Linked DNA regions of Homo sapiens: region 2 is linked to region 1. A link is an interaction called in ENCODE POLR2A ChIA-PET data of the cell type or tissue named here. Cell type or tissue: IMR-90. All regions are shown on one strand. Each heading gives the region's core, and the rest is flanking DNA. Links, peaks and the distances in the headings are about the cores only.

What was found. Peaks named below come from ENCODE experiments on the same cell type or tissue, not always from the same donor. Only the 100,000 strongest peaks of a DNase experiment are listed, where the experiment ranks them.
Region 2: POLR2A ChIA-PET joins it to region 1 with 5 read pairs; 4 of 35 experiments call an interaction of 5 or more read pairs at or near these places.

The regions. Positions count from the first base shown.
Region 1 is chr18:12,440,766-12,445,156 of GRCh38, forward strand. LOC105371998 (a long non-coding RNA gene) reads left to right here. Exons shown (of 6, transcript NR_136514.1): 5 at 2,628-2,810. Among named protein-coding and RNA genes, the nearest start is that of PRELID3A, 35 kb to the left of the region's middle. In IMR-90, for the core only: no CTCF peak of the experiment used is centred there; a DNase peak (open chromatin) is centred at 2,376.
Region 2 is chr18:12,712,617-12,717,007 of GRCh38, forward strand. PSMG2 (proteasome assembly chaperone 2) reads left to right here. Exons shown (of 7, transcript NM_020232.5): 3 at 86-144. Among named protein-coding and RNA genes, the nearest start is that of PSMG2, 12 kb to the left of the region's middle. In IMR-90, for the core only: no CTCF peak of the experiment used is centred there; no DNase peak of the experiment used is centred there.

The DNA of each region.
Region 1 (4,391 bases), core at 206-4,205:
CCTGTCGCTACATTTTTTTTTTTTTAAAGTTAGCCAGGCATGGTGGCATGCACCTGTAGTCCCAGCTACTTAGGAGGCTGATGAGGGAGGATCGCTTGAGCCCAGGAGCTCAAGACTTCAGTGAGCAGCTTTGCACCACTGAACCACTGCACTCCAGCCTGGCTGAGAGTGAGACCCTCTCTCTTAGAAAAAGAAGTGACTGGGTGGGCATGGTGGCTCACGCCTGTAATCCCAGCACTTTGGGAGGCTGAGGTGGGCGGATCACCTGAGGTCAGGAGTTTGAGACCAGCCTGACCAACATGGAGAAACCCCGTGTCTTTATACAAAATTAGCCGGGCGTGGTGGCAGGCGCCTGTAGTCCCCAACTACTCGGGAGGCTGAGGCAGGAGAATCACTTGAACTGGAGGGAGGGGGGTGGGGAGCGTGGGGAGGCGGAAGTTGCAGTGAGCCGAGATCGCGCCATTGCACTCCAGCCTGGGCAACAAAAGCGAAACTCCATCTCAAAAAAAAAAAAAAAAAAAAAAAAAGGAGTGACTTTTCTGTAGAAGCTGCATTGCTCGTTAGGCTCTCCTGTGCAGACGTGGGCTCGCTCCCTCCTCGGCCACGCTATTCCCTAGAGGCTCCACACAATGTCTGCTCACGAGCCTGAGGTTCAGGTTAGAGCTGCAGAAATCCTCATCTTTGGCTTTCTACTCTCCTAAAAACTCTTGCTGCTGGGAGGAATTGGGATGTGAAGCTTTCTGCTGTCACCCTAGGGAAGGGGGTTAGGGATGGAGGCAGATCAGGGACAACAGATAGACGATTGCTGCAGTCAGAAGGCAGCCCCAAAGCAAAGAAGAATGTATACAAGACGGGCAAGCTTCAAGTGAGCCGCATGCCCTCGATTCACAGACAACCTGCCTCATTGCAGCAGCTGTGACCATTCCCAGCACGGGACCCACAGTGTCTGGCCCTCTTGGTGCCAAAAGAAATCTGAATACTAAGCTGTGTCAAACATGCAGATGCTTCTTCAGCTCTCAAGCCCTGAGGACATAAACTTCCAGATGCCCCACATTTCCGGAGCGCTGTCCTGTCAGTTCTGGAGCGCTTGCTGTCACTGCTTCCATCAAACGGGCTCCGAGGCAGCCACCAGTATCGGGAGCACAGCTGCAGTGCCCTGCACGGCAATGGCTAACATACTAGACACCATGTGTATGTTAACAAGATGAGCTGGAATAGTGGTGAAAATTCAGTCTTCCAGGTAACTGCATCTGAACTTTTTTTTCCACCCAGGCTGGAGTACAGTGGCGCAATCTCGGCTCACAGCAACCTCCGCCTCCCAGGTTCAAGCGATTCTCCTGCCTTAGCTTTCTGAGTAGCTCGGACTACAGGTGCGCGCCACCATGCCCAGCTAATTTTTGTATTTTTAGTAGAGACGGGGTTTCCTCATGTTGGCCAGGTTGGTCTTGAACTCCTGACCTCAAGTGATCTACCCACCTCAGTCTTCCAGAGTGCTGGGATTACAGGCGTGAGGCACTGCGCCCGGCCTGCATCTGAACATTTGATTCGTGTAGGCAGAGGCCTTTTCTTTTTTTTTTTTTGAGATGGGGGTCTCGCCATGTTGCCCAGTCTGGTCTTCAACTCTTGGATTTAAGCAGTCCTCTCACCTCGGCCTCCCAAAGTGTTGGGATTACAGGCATGAGCCACTGTGCCCGGCCTAGAGCTTTATATTAAGGTCTTAGCTCTTAAAACTTTTTTGGGTGGGCAAAGGGAGAGGTTTCGCATGCCTTTGGCTAATAGGAGGGAAGCACCACGCCTTTTATTAGCATTATAATCAATGTGTGTGTGCATGTGCCTGGTGCGAGCACTTGCACATTCTGCAGCGATATCAGGAGTCTTTATTTATTTGAGACTGGGTTTCTCTCTTGTTGCTCAGGCTGGAGTGCAGTGGCATAATCTCAGCTCACTGCAACTTCCGCCTCCCGGGTTCAAGCGATTCTCCTGCCTCAGTCTCCTGAGTAACTGGGATTACTGGCACCCACCCCCACGCCAGGCTAATTTTTTGTATTTTTAGTAGAGACAGGGTTTCACCATGTTGGGCAGGCTGGTCTCGAACTCCTGATCCACTCGCCTTGGCCTCCAAAATGTTGGGATTACAAGCATGAGCCACCATGCCTGGCCAAGGAGTCTTTAAATAACTCGTGTGTGCAATCAAGCCCTTTCCTAAAGATAGTTTTCTTTATGAAATTGTAGACTGTGATTTACAACTGTACATCTTTTCCTCAACTGGAGCTGGTAAGAAAAAAGTTAAATATGTGTTACCCAAAGCTTTTCCTACTTATGGTATCCAAATTCTTTGTATATCTGCAATACAGGAAGCACGAGTCAAAGATTATGACTTGGACTTAGTCACTGGACATGTGGATTATGAGTTGGACACATACACACAAGTATCTTGACATACACATATCACAGAGGAACTTCAGAGGAAGGGGCTCCTAAGAAATGTCTGGCAACTGAGGGAACAGGTTATGTAAATGGATTAATATAAAACTCAACTTTATATAATGTGTAAGATATTTAGAAGGTAAACCATGCATTCTTAGTTAAGATAAAAACACAAGAACTTTCCTCTGCTCGTATTTCAGGAATACGTCTGCTGAGGGACACGTTCTACAAAACAATGAAGTTTGCTGCATCAACTGCATTTTCCTTTCATGAAAAATTTCTCTGTACCATGCAGTGGTGTTTGACAGCATGTTACCCACAGTAGAATTACTTTCAAAATCTGAGTCAATCTTCTCAAACCCTGCCGCTGCTTTATCAACTAAGTATGCACTACTGTAAATCTTTGATCACTTCAACAATGTTCACAGCATCTTCGCTGGTAGATTTCCTCTTAAAAAACCACATTGCTCATTCACAAGAACCAATGCCTCAGCAATTTACGTTTTCTCATGAGACTGCAGTAATTCAGTCACATCCTCAGGCTCCATGTCTAATTCTAGTTCACTTGCTAGTTCCACCCCATCTGCAGTTACTTCCTCTACTGAAGTCTTGGAATGAACTTCTTCCAAACTCCTGTTCATGTTGCATTTTGACCTCCTTCCATGAATCACCAATGTTTTTAATGGCATCTAGAATGGTGAATCCTTTCCTGAGGGTTTTCAATGTGCTTTGCCCAGATCCATCAGAGGAACCACTGCCTGTGACAGCTAAAGCCTTATGAAGTGTATTTCTTAAGTAAAAGTAAAACTTACTCCTTGATCCATGGGCTACAGAATGGATGTTGTGTTAGCAGGCATGAAAACAACAACAGTCTCCTTGTACAACTCCATCAGACCTCTTGGGTGACCAGGTGCATTGTCAATGAGCAGTAATATTTTGAAAGAAATCTTTTTTTCCGAGCAGTAGGTCTCAACAGTAGGCTTAAAACGTTCAGTAAACCTTGCTGTAAACAAATCTGCTGTCATCTGCCGAGGCTTTGTTAGTCATTGGCAGGGTATAGGTAGATTTAGCTTCAGATTCAAGGGCCTTAGGATTTTCTGAATGGTAAATGAGCACTGGCTTCAATGTAAGGTCACCAGCTACATTAGTCCCTAACAAGAGCGTCAGCCTTCGAAGCCTGGAAGCCAGGCATTGACTGTTCTCTAGCTATGAAAGTCCTATATGGCATCTTCTGTTTCATCTGCATTGCAAAAGTGTAGTGTAGCCACCTTTTTCAAGATCATAGCTAGATCTTCTGGAGAACTTGCTGCAGCTTCTACATCAGCACTTGCTGCCTTACCTTGCACTTTATGTTATGGAGATGGCTTCTTTCCTTAAACTTCATGAACCAACCTCTGCAAGCTTTCAAATTTTCTTCTGCAGCCTCCTTACCTCTCTCAGCCTTCAAAGAATTGAAATGAGTTAAGGCCTTGCTATGGATTAGGTTTGGCTTAAGGAAATGTGGCTGGTTTGATCTTTATCCAGACCACTCAAACATTCTCCATATCAGGAAATAAGGCTGTTTTGCTTTCTTTTTTTTTTTTTAAAGAAATGGAGTCTCTCTCTGTCACCCAGAACAGAATCCAGTGGTGTGATCATAGCTCACTGCAGCCTCAAACTCCTGGGCTCTAGCGATCCTCCTGCATCAGCCTCCTGAGGAGCTAGGACTACAGGCATGCACCACACACAGCTTGCTTTCTTATCATTAGTGTTCAATGGAGTAACACTTGTAATTTCCTTCAATAACTTTTTCTTTGCATTCACAGCTTGGCTGTTTGGTGCAAGAGGCCTAGCTTTGGGCCTATCTCAGCTTTTGAATGCCTGCTTCACTAAGCATAATCATTTCTAGCTTTTGATTTAAAGCGAGAGACTTTCGACTTTTTCTTTCACTTAACACTTAGAAGCCACTGTACTGTAGGGCTTTT
Region 2 (4,391 bases), core at 137-4,136, 270 kb after region 1:
TATAATTCAATTTTTGTTTATCATAATAATTTCAACTTGTATAACTTCACTGTCATATGATTTCATTTTCTTCTTGTTTTTATAGTGTATTCATTGCCTTCAAGAAAGCTGGTGGCTCTACAGTTAAGATCCATTTTTATTAAGGTTAGTATGTTGTAGTTTGCCTTTTTGTTTATTAAAGTGTAATGAGAAAATAAGTAACATTAGGGATTAAGATTCAAAAATTACTACTGTTTTTACCATATGTACAGTTAAGATCTGATTCTACAGAGAAATAATCTTACAATATTTCAGATGTGTTACTGTCTTTTCATGATTATATAGAAAGGAAGCAGGGCTTTTATCTTGAGTGTTAACATATTTTCAGTTCGGGTAGCATTGGTGAAAAAATGTAAGCATATTAATATTAGAGGTTTATTCCATTTGTATTACCTTTCAGCTGGTGGCATCTACATATAAACTATGTATATATCAAATTATGTATATGTCATAAAATATTCTGAATCCGACTTCTTTCCTCCTCCACTGCTGTCATTGAGTGCAAACCAGTGTCATCTTCATGCCCCTGACTAACTTGCTGATCTGCCTCCCACAAACAGCAGCACTGATGATCCTCTAAACGTACACCACATCACTACTCTCTTTGAAACCCTCCAGTGGCTTCTCCTCTCACTCAAAATTGTGATCCAGGAAAAGGGGCTCGCTTCCTGATGCACTGTGACACCAGGTTTTTGAGACAAGAAAGGCTTTATATTGCAAATTGACTCCCAAGGAGACAGGAGTCGACCTCAAATCTGCCTCCCTGTGCTGACTTCAAGGCAGTGTTTTTATTAGAAAAGGTTCAGAGGGTGGATTCTGAGATCAGTAGGTGAGCGATGGAAGGAAAGGGGACATCTGGAAGGTCCTTGGGCATGCACAGTTATCTCCTCATGCTAACTCATAGGGCTCATGTGCCAATTCAGGGGAATGAGTATGAAACGTGATGGAGAGTCAGCTTGCGACACCAGGAAGCTTGTTCTCTGCAGACTCTACTTGGCCATATTGGTTCCAACCAATTTCAGCCAGTTCTTTTATCCCATAAGGGGAGGAAGTTTCAGTATTTTACCAAGTAGTTTCTTATCTGCTACCCTGCAAACTCAATAATTTCTTTCTTTTTTTTTTTTTGAGACAGTCTCCTCTGATGCCCAGGCTTAAGTGCACTGATGTGATCTCAACTCACTGCAGCCTCTGCCGTCCTGGGTTCAAGTGATCCTCCTGCCTCAGCCTCTGGGATTACAGGGACACGCCACCACACTGGCTAATTTTTGTATTTTTAGTAGAGACGGGGTTTTGCCATGTTGGCCAGGCTGGTCTCCAACTCCTGCCCTCAAGTGATCCACCCACCTTGGCCTTTCAAATGCTGGGATTACAGGTGTAAGCCACGCCCAGTCCAAACTCAAGAATTTGTTAGTCATTGGTTTCTTTAACTCTTTGAGGATGGTTTCAAATTCACAGCCCTTACTGTGGCCTATGAGGCTGTATATCTGTGCTAATACAGTAGCCACTAGCTACATGTAACTATTTACAGTTTAATTCATAAATTTAAAATTCAGTTCCTCACGTTCCAAGTTCGCAGGAGCCCCATATGCAAAAAGCCAGCATAACAAGAGTCATGCTCACAGGAGCTCTGCCAGACTGCTGCTTTGCAGAGCCTAACCTGCAGCCACACTGGCTTCCCTGTGTTGTTAGACATTAAGCTCATCCTGTCTCAGTCTTTCCACTAGCTTCTCTGCCGAAATTCATTTTCTTAGAGACTCCAATGGTTTGCCTCCTTTACTGTTTTCTTAAATGTTTCTTCATGAGAAAGGCCCTCCTAAACAATCCTTTCTTCCTTTTTTTTTTTTTTTTCCTTGAAACAGGGTCTCTCTTGCTCTGTCACCCAGGCTGGAATGCAGTGGCGTGATCTTGGCTCACTGCAACCTCTGCCTCCCAGGCTCAAGCCATTCTCCAACCTCACCCTCCCGAGTAGCTGGGATTACAGGCATGCACCACCACACCCGGCTAATTTTTGTATTTTTTTGTAGAGGTGGGGTTTCGCCATGTTGCCCAGGCTGGTCTTGAACTCCTGAGCTCAAGCAGTTCATGCTTCAGCTTCCCCAAAGTGCAATGGCGTGATCTCAGCTCACTGCAACCTCCGCCTCCTGGGTTCAAGTGATTCTCCTGCCTCAGCCTCGCAAGCAGCTGGATTACGAACGTGTGCCATTGTGCCCGGCTAAGTTTTGTATTTTTAGTAAAGATGGGGTTTCACCATGTTGGCCAGGCTGGTCTCAAACTCCTGACCTCAGGTGATCCACCCACTCCACCCACCTCAGCCTCCCAAAGTGCTGGGATTACAGGCATGAGCCACTGTGCCCGGCCCTCTTTTTTTTTGAGGCAGAGTTTTACTCTTGTCACCCAGGCTGGAGTTCAGTGGTGCAATCTCAGCTCACTGCAACCTCTGCCTGCTGGGTTCAAGCGATTCTCCTGCCTCAGCCTCCTGAGTAGCTGGGATTACAGGTGCCCGCCACCACACCTGGCTAATTTTTGTATTTTTAGTAGAGATGGGGTTTCACCATGTTGGCCAGGCTGGTCTCAAACTCTTGACCTCAGGTGATCTGCCCGCCTCAACCTCCCAAAGTAGTGGGATTACAGGTGTGAGCCACCACACCCAGCCGAAAGTAAGCTTCTGAAAGGAATGATGAAGTGTCATTTACTTTTATATCCCCAGCTCATAAGATAGTGTCATGCACATAGAGAAGCTCTCAGTAAATATTTGCTAAGGGATTTTTTGGAATGACCTGAGGTATCATCTTTTCAGGAGGTTAGAAATACAGGATTTTAGTGACATGGTTAACTGCATAGTACTTTTTATTTTAACTTTTCTTTTTGAGATGGAGTCTTGCTCTTGTCGCCCAGGCTGGAGTGCAGTGGCGTGATCTCAGGTCACTGCAACCTCCGTCTCCTGGGTTCAAGCAATTCTCTTGTCTCAGCCTCCTGAGTAACTGGGATTACAGGTGCCCGCCACCACGCCTGGCTACTTTTTGTACTTTTAGTAGAGTTGGGGTTTTGCCATGTTGGCTAGGCTGGTCTCACACTCCTGACCTTAGGTGATCTGCCCACCACAGCCTCCCAAAGTGCTGGGATTACAGGCGTGAGCCACTGTGCTCAGCCATTATTTTAACTTTTTATCGAAGTATGACGTACATGAGAAAAGTGCACAAATCATAAATATACAGCTTGGTGAATTTTCATGCAGTAAACCCTCTGTGAAACCAGCTTTCAGATCAAGACATAGAGCATTGTCAGCATTCCAGAGGACCCCATAATGCGTCCTAGTCAGTATTCTATTGGTGGAATTCTGTGGTATATACTTACAGCATCTAGCTTCCTTTCTTAACATTCCCTTTGCGGGGTTCACCCATGTTGTTGGAAGTAGCCATAGTTCATTCGTTCTCATTTCTCTGTGGTGTTAAGTTGTATACATAAGCCATAATTTTTCCATGGTACTTTTGATGCTACATTTGATTATTTCCAGTTTGAGACTATCATGAATAGTGCTGCTAAGATTATTTTTAATTCTTATACTAGAATCACTGCTTTCTTTAGTTAACATTATATACCCAAAGTTTTGCAGTTAGAGTTGGTAACATTTTTACATTGTGCCACATGGCTTTTTGTTCTCTTTCTAATCAGTGTAAGTTGAAAAATTATTTAACGTATAATATAAATTTTTGGCAGCTGGAAGTAAAGAGTGAATTTTTTTTTTTTTTTTTTTTTGAGACGGAGTCTCGCCCTGTTGCGCAGGCTGGACCGCAGTGGCATGATCTCGGCTCACTGCAAGCTCCACCTCCTGGGTTCACGCCACTCTCCTGCCTCAGCCTCCCGAGTAGCTGGGACTACAGGCGCCCACCATCACGCCCGGCTAATTTTTTTGTATTTTTAGTAGAGACGGGGTTTCACCGTGTTAGCCAGGATGGTCTCGATCTCCTGACCTTGTGATCTGCCCGCCTCAGCCTCCCAAAGTGCTGGGATTACAGGCGTGAGCCACCGTGCCTGGCCACAAGACTAATTTCAAAATAGCAAACATTTATTGAGCATTGATTCTTTGTGCTGATACTGTTCTAAGTACCTTATATTTATTACTTAATCCTCATGACAAACCTATAAGACAGATACTAATATTATCCTTATTTTTCAAAGGAAACACTGAAGTACAGAAAGATTAAGCAATTGCCTGACACATGATCTTAGGGAGGCAGGACCAGCACTCTAACCCAGGCAGCCTGGCTCCAGAGCTTGCCTTTTTTCTTTTACTTTTTTTTTTTTTTTTTTTTTTGAGACAGGGTGTCACTCCACCCAGGCTGGAGTGCAGT